2 separate regions of the Homo sapiens genome follow, and region 2 is linked to region 1. The links are chromatin loops, found by intact Hi-C in ENCODE. Cell type or tissue: HepG2. All regions are shown on one strand.

What was found. Hi-C counts contacts between places; a loop is a spot of excess contacts. Peaks named below come from ENCODE experiments on the same cell type or tissue, not always from the same donor. Only the 100,000 strongest peaks of a DNase experiment are listed, where the experiment ranks them.
Region 2: a loop joins it to region 1, with 4 times the contacts of the local background. A loop is called at or near these places in 2 of 110 quality-filtered maps.

The regions. Positions count from the first base shown.
Region 1 is chr1:56,407,921-56,410,420 of GRCh38, forward strand. It overlaps LOC124904185 (a long non-coding RNA gene), which reads right to left. Exons shown (of 2, transcript XR_007066106.1): 2 at 2,247-2,500. Among named protein-coding and RNA genes, the nearest start is that of LINC01767, 5.8 kb to the right of the region's middle. In HepG2, a CTCF peak has its summit at 1,353; a DNase peak (open chromatin) is centred at 1,361.
Region 2 is chr1:56,234,590-56,237,089 of GRCh38, forward strand. It overlaps LOC124904186 (a long non-coding RNA gene), which reads right to left. Exons shown (of 4, transcript XR_007066107.1): 4 at 1-1,845. Among named protein-coding and RNA genes, the nearest start is that of LINC01767, 180 kb to the right of the region's middle. In HepG2, a CTCF peak has its summit at 1,459; a DNase peak (open chromatin) is centred at 1,562.

The DNA.
Region 1 (2,500 bases):
CCCAGCCCCTCTCCATCCAACCTGTCCTACTGCCTCACCAAACTCAGACTCATACCTTCCCTCCCACCTGGCTCCCTGACCACTTCTACCCAACTCGGCTCAGGCAGGAGTGGTTACCTGGTTACCTTGGGTAACCAACATATTAAGACTTTTCATATCCTAATACAGAGCATTACTCAAACTGGATCAAGAGGCAAGAAAGTGAGATTGAAAGAATATGGACTTACTAAAACCAATATTTTGTTTGTCTATCCAACAAGCAAACATCTTTTTATACCCACTTTTTGTTGAAGGTGCAGGGAAACAGGAATATTCACACACTTGTAGTGGGAAATAAATATTTATAAGTTTCCTGCGGGGGTGGGGCAAGTTGGCAATATAGTATATGTCTTTGAAACCAAAATGCGCTTTTAATCATCAATCTCACTTCTAGGAATTTATCCCAAGGAAGTAAAAATACACACACAGATTAAACTACAAGGATGCTTACTGCAGCATTTTTAATATTAGTAAAAAGCTAGATATAACCTAAATATTTAGCAACGGAAGATCAGTTAAATAAACAGTTCATTCATAAAATGAAATACTATGCAGTCTTTTTAAATGATACAGAAATACGTTTATAGATGCAGAAAGACATTTATGATATATCGTTAAGCAGAAAAGCTGGTTACAAATATATACATGCGGAAAAAAAGTCTGGAAAGACATACCAATGTGATTGTAGCTCTTATATCTGAATGGCAGAATTTATGGATAATTTTTATTTTTTTACTTATCAGTATTTTCTCAATTTTAGATAATATGCCTTACTTGTGTAATAGAAAATAAAATAAAATTTGCTTTTTTAAAGGGTAGGGACATGGTATTCACACAGACTTGGGTTCCAATCCCAGCTAGACCACCAATTAGCAGTGTGACCACAGAGACATTACTTACATCCCCTGAGCTTCAGTTTCTTCATATCCAATATGGGTATAAGGGCACTTTCCTCATGAGGTGGTCTTGAGGTTTACATGTGAAAGCATTAATCAAGTGCTTGACGCAGGGTAGGTACTGAGCTACATTTTTCCCCTTTCTTCCTGGATGTCCAAAAATAACTGAGGTAACCATTTACAATTACAACATGGTCAAACACGCCAAGTCATGTAAAATGTAGATCCGGAAATTATGAGAGACTAGTATTTAGTGCTTCAGCCTAACTCTTTTCTCTCTGATCTCCCCAGCCCCATGCAGTGCGGCGGCAGATGCAGAGATTCCCGTTATTAACCAAGGTGTCTTGAAGGTTCGGAGGCCATCCAGGTGGAATAAAGCAGGCTGTGTTACCCAGCCCCATCAGCAGGTGGGGCCGGTCTCACCTGGTGTCTTCATTCAGCCTGGCACACCTCCCCACCAGGCATCAGACTGTATGTCATAAGGGGCTATTCCGTCAGTTACTGCACATGTTTGAGACTCTCACTCTACCTGCTCCCACCTCAATCCAGTTCCCGTTTGTGCCTCCACCTCCACTTACAGTCTCACTCTTACCACTTAGGATTTTAGCCTCTTCATAGGGGAACTTCGTTGCCTATCAGGAATGTCTGGAATTTGTCCTGCCTTCCCCCAACTACTCATTCATTTCCTCACCAAACTTTATGACTACCTAATGGGTGCCAAGCTTTGTGCTAGGACTCAGAGATCAATCAGAGACAGCAGACCCTGATCTTGGGGGAGCCACACAGCCTGCCCCAAGGCCTCAGGTGGGGAAAACAGACTGGAACACAGACCATAACCAATAGCTATTATAACACAGCACTACAATGCTGTGTTATAGTAACTATTATCATTAGAATCTTTATATAACACTTGTTATATACCAGGAGCTGTTCTAAGCACTTTATATATGTTAAGCTTAATTATTACAACTTATCTATATGAGATAGGTTAAAATTATCTCTATTTGATTGATAAAGGAATTGAGGCACAGAGCAGTTAAGTAACTTGCCCAGGATAGCACAGTTGGTAAATGGCAGAACCAAGATTTGAACTGAGCCTCCTTTACACTCTTAAAAATGACAGGATTCTAAAGAGGTTTTGTTTATGTGGGTCATGTCTAGTAATATTTATCAAGTCAGAAATTAGAGAACTTTTAAAAACATTTATCGATTCCCTTAAAATAACAGTAATAAATCTGTTACATGTTAATCTAAATAATAAATTTTAATGAAAAAAAATCCATAGCAAAATTAGTAAGAAGAATGCCATTGTTTCAGGTTTGCAACATCTTTAATGTCTGACTTATTAACATACAAAGCAGATTCACATATATTTTGCATTCAGCCTATTGTCATGTGTTATTTGATTAAAGGATATGAAGAAACCTGGCCTCACACATCATGAAGTTGAATAAGGGAGAAGTATTTTAATAATCTATTCAGATAACTGTGGACATTCCTCTTTGATAGTACACCAAAACTTGACAAGTGGTGGATTTTTAAAGGGTCACTGCCATGTGGAATCT
Region 2 (2,500 bases), 170 kb before region 1:
CATCTTACCACCAGGATCCATCCTCCTCTATCATCATAACCATGATACTAACATCATAGCCAAATTTTAGGGAGGACCCTCTACATACCTCCTACATAAAAGTTTTTCACAAGTTCTCAGAAACTTCCTATGAGATATTTTTACCTTTATTATACTGAGATTCAGAAAGTTAAGAAACCTGTTCAGGATCACAGAGCTGACCACAAAGGTGACAGAGTTAAGACCCAAACCCAGGTCTATTTGACTCCCAAACTTTGCTCTGCCACATGGACATTCTGAAATCCTGGTAGTTTCCTGAATGAGCCGTGCTCTTTTTACTTCACCATTGTCTTGGCAAGTGCTTTTCTCTGCTTTTAATACCCTGCCCCTTCTTAGACAGCTGCCTAACTGCTCCTTTCCCAAGGATTTGGCTCCTATGTCACCTCCTTTGTGAACATTCCATGACATCATAAGCAAAACTGCACTCTGTGTGTGTGTGTGTGTGTGTGTGTGTGTGTGTGTGTGTGTGCGCGCACTCAGGGAATAGAATTGAGTACATACTCTGGGAAAGTGAGTTGCTTGGTTTGCTGGTACAAATGGGACATGCAGGGGAATCATGGGGAACTAGGTTGGGAAAGTAGCTTGGGCTGGATCATGGAGGCTGCTGGTCTACCAGCGGCTCCTGAGGCAAGGAGGTGTTTCCAAGACAAAATCTTGCCACAGGGTCTAAGAAGGAGGAGGACAAGGAGAATAACAGCAGAGAGATTTGAAGAAAGCTATTGCAATCAGCCAGGTGGGAGATAATGAGATACTGAATAGGACTCACCATCAAGAGAATGGAGGAGAAGGGCCAGACTTAGTGACTGAGTGTCAGAGTAGGTGAGTGAAAAGGAGAATCTGCCCATAAGAATACCAAGACTGTGAACTTGAGTGCCAGAGAGTGGACATGTTCTCAAAGACAGAGAAAGAGCAGGTTTAAGGGTAAAGACAAGTGATAGGTTAAGATATGTTAAGACATTAATGGGACTTCTAAAGGCCTTTCTTGGACAACGTAGATGGGCCACTGTTGGAACTGCCATTTTAGAAGTCATCCACATAGATATAAGAGCAGAAGCCAGAAGAAAGTATAATACAGGGGAAATCATCAAGAGAGAGGAGGACAGGGCTAAGGAGAGCTCCTTAGAGATACATTTGGAGAAAAGAATCAGGAAGAAATAAAGAAAAGGTATGAAAGGAAGCTAATGATGTGTTGTGCTGTGTTACCTTGAGAAGTTACTTAACTTCTCTGGGCCTCCATTTAAATGTTAAATTGCAATACTAATTACTATCTTGCAGAATGATGAAAGGATTGGAGATAAGTTATGTGAAACAACCAGCACCTGGCTTAGTATTCAGCAGGATTTCAGTAAACCGTCACCTTAATGATTAGTAGTGGTATATTTGTTGGTGAAAGATGCTCAGGATCACAGACCTCGAATGGGGGCAGTCCTGAGCCATGTGGTGGGAATACTGGGTTATCTGTTGGGATTACTGGCTTCATTTATTTTAGCAAACATAAAAGGAAGACCAGAAGGTCAAATTCCACTGCCATTAGTGTCTAGAAGACTAGTCCAAAAGAGCAGAAGAGTCTATCAGGTGCTGGTCAAAGCCAAACTATGTTTTCCTGCAGACTAGATGCCATCAAACCAGAATCTGTGCTCAGCCCAGCATCTGGAAAAGCTCAGAAGAAGGAAAAGTCCACAGGAGAGGTGGCTGGGACCAAGTTACATAGGACAGGCTAGAGCAGGGAGATAAGAGGTCATTCACCAGCTCTGTACTCTAGGTACTCCAGGAATTCAGCCTCTTCTAGCAGAGAAAGCCCAGGACCTGCAGAAAGATGGTTAGAGAGAAAGTTTTATCAGGTGGTATGTAAAAAGAGCACCAGCTTTTTGAGCCAGAAAAACCTGTATTCAAACTTTAGTGATGTCACTCATGGGACTTTTTGTGTTAGGGGGGAAATCGCTTACTCTCAGCCTGTTTCTCCATATGAAAATGGGACAAACAATAATTTTTTTCTTTACATGTTTTTTTGAGAATTAAATAAGATATGCAAAATGCTTGAATCATCCACGTAGATATCAATACATGGTGGTTTTGTTTCCTTTTGTAGGGCCAATTACACACCAAAGCCCACTCAGTTATAAAGATCTTCATGGTCTTAGCTATTTTTCCCAGACCACGAATGCCTGAGAGAGAGAACTACAGTCTGTGAGATACAAAAAAAATTGGCCAAAGCGGGTAGGTATTTGAGAAAATTGGGAGTCAGGCTCCAAAGTGGCTGTTAGCCCAGAAGATGGTCTGTTCTCTCACTTAATATCACGAAGGCTCGCCTATTGCATTTGTGAGCATTAAATTGAAGGCAGTTAGTTATAGGAGAGATGCTCCTCATGGGCACCAGCAGTTAGGACCCAAAAGAGACAATAATAATGGCTGCCATTTATTGACTACTGCTTTAAATATATTACCTCTACATATGGTAGAC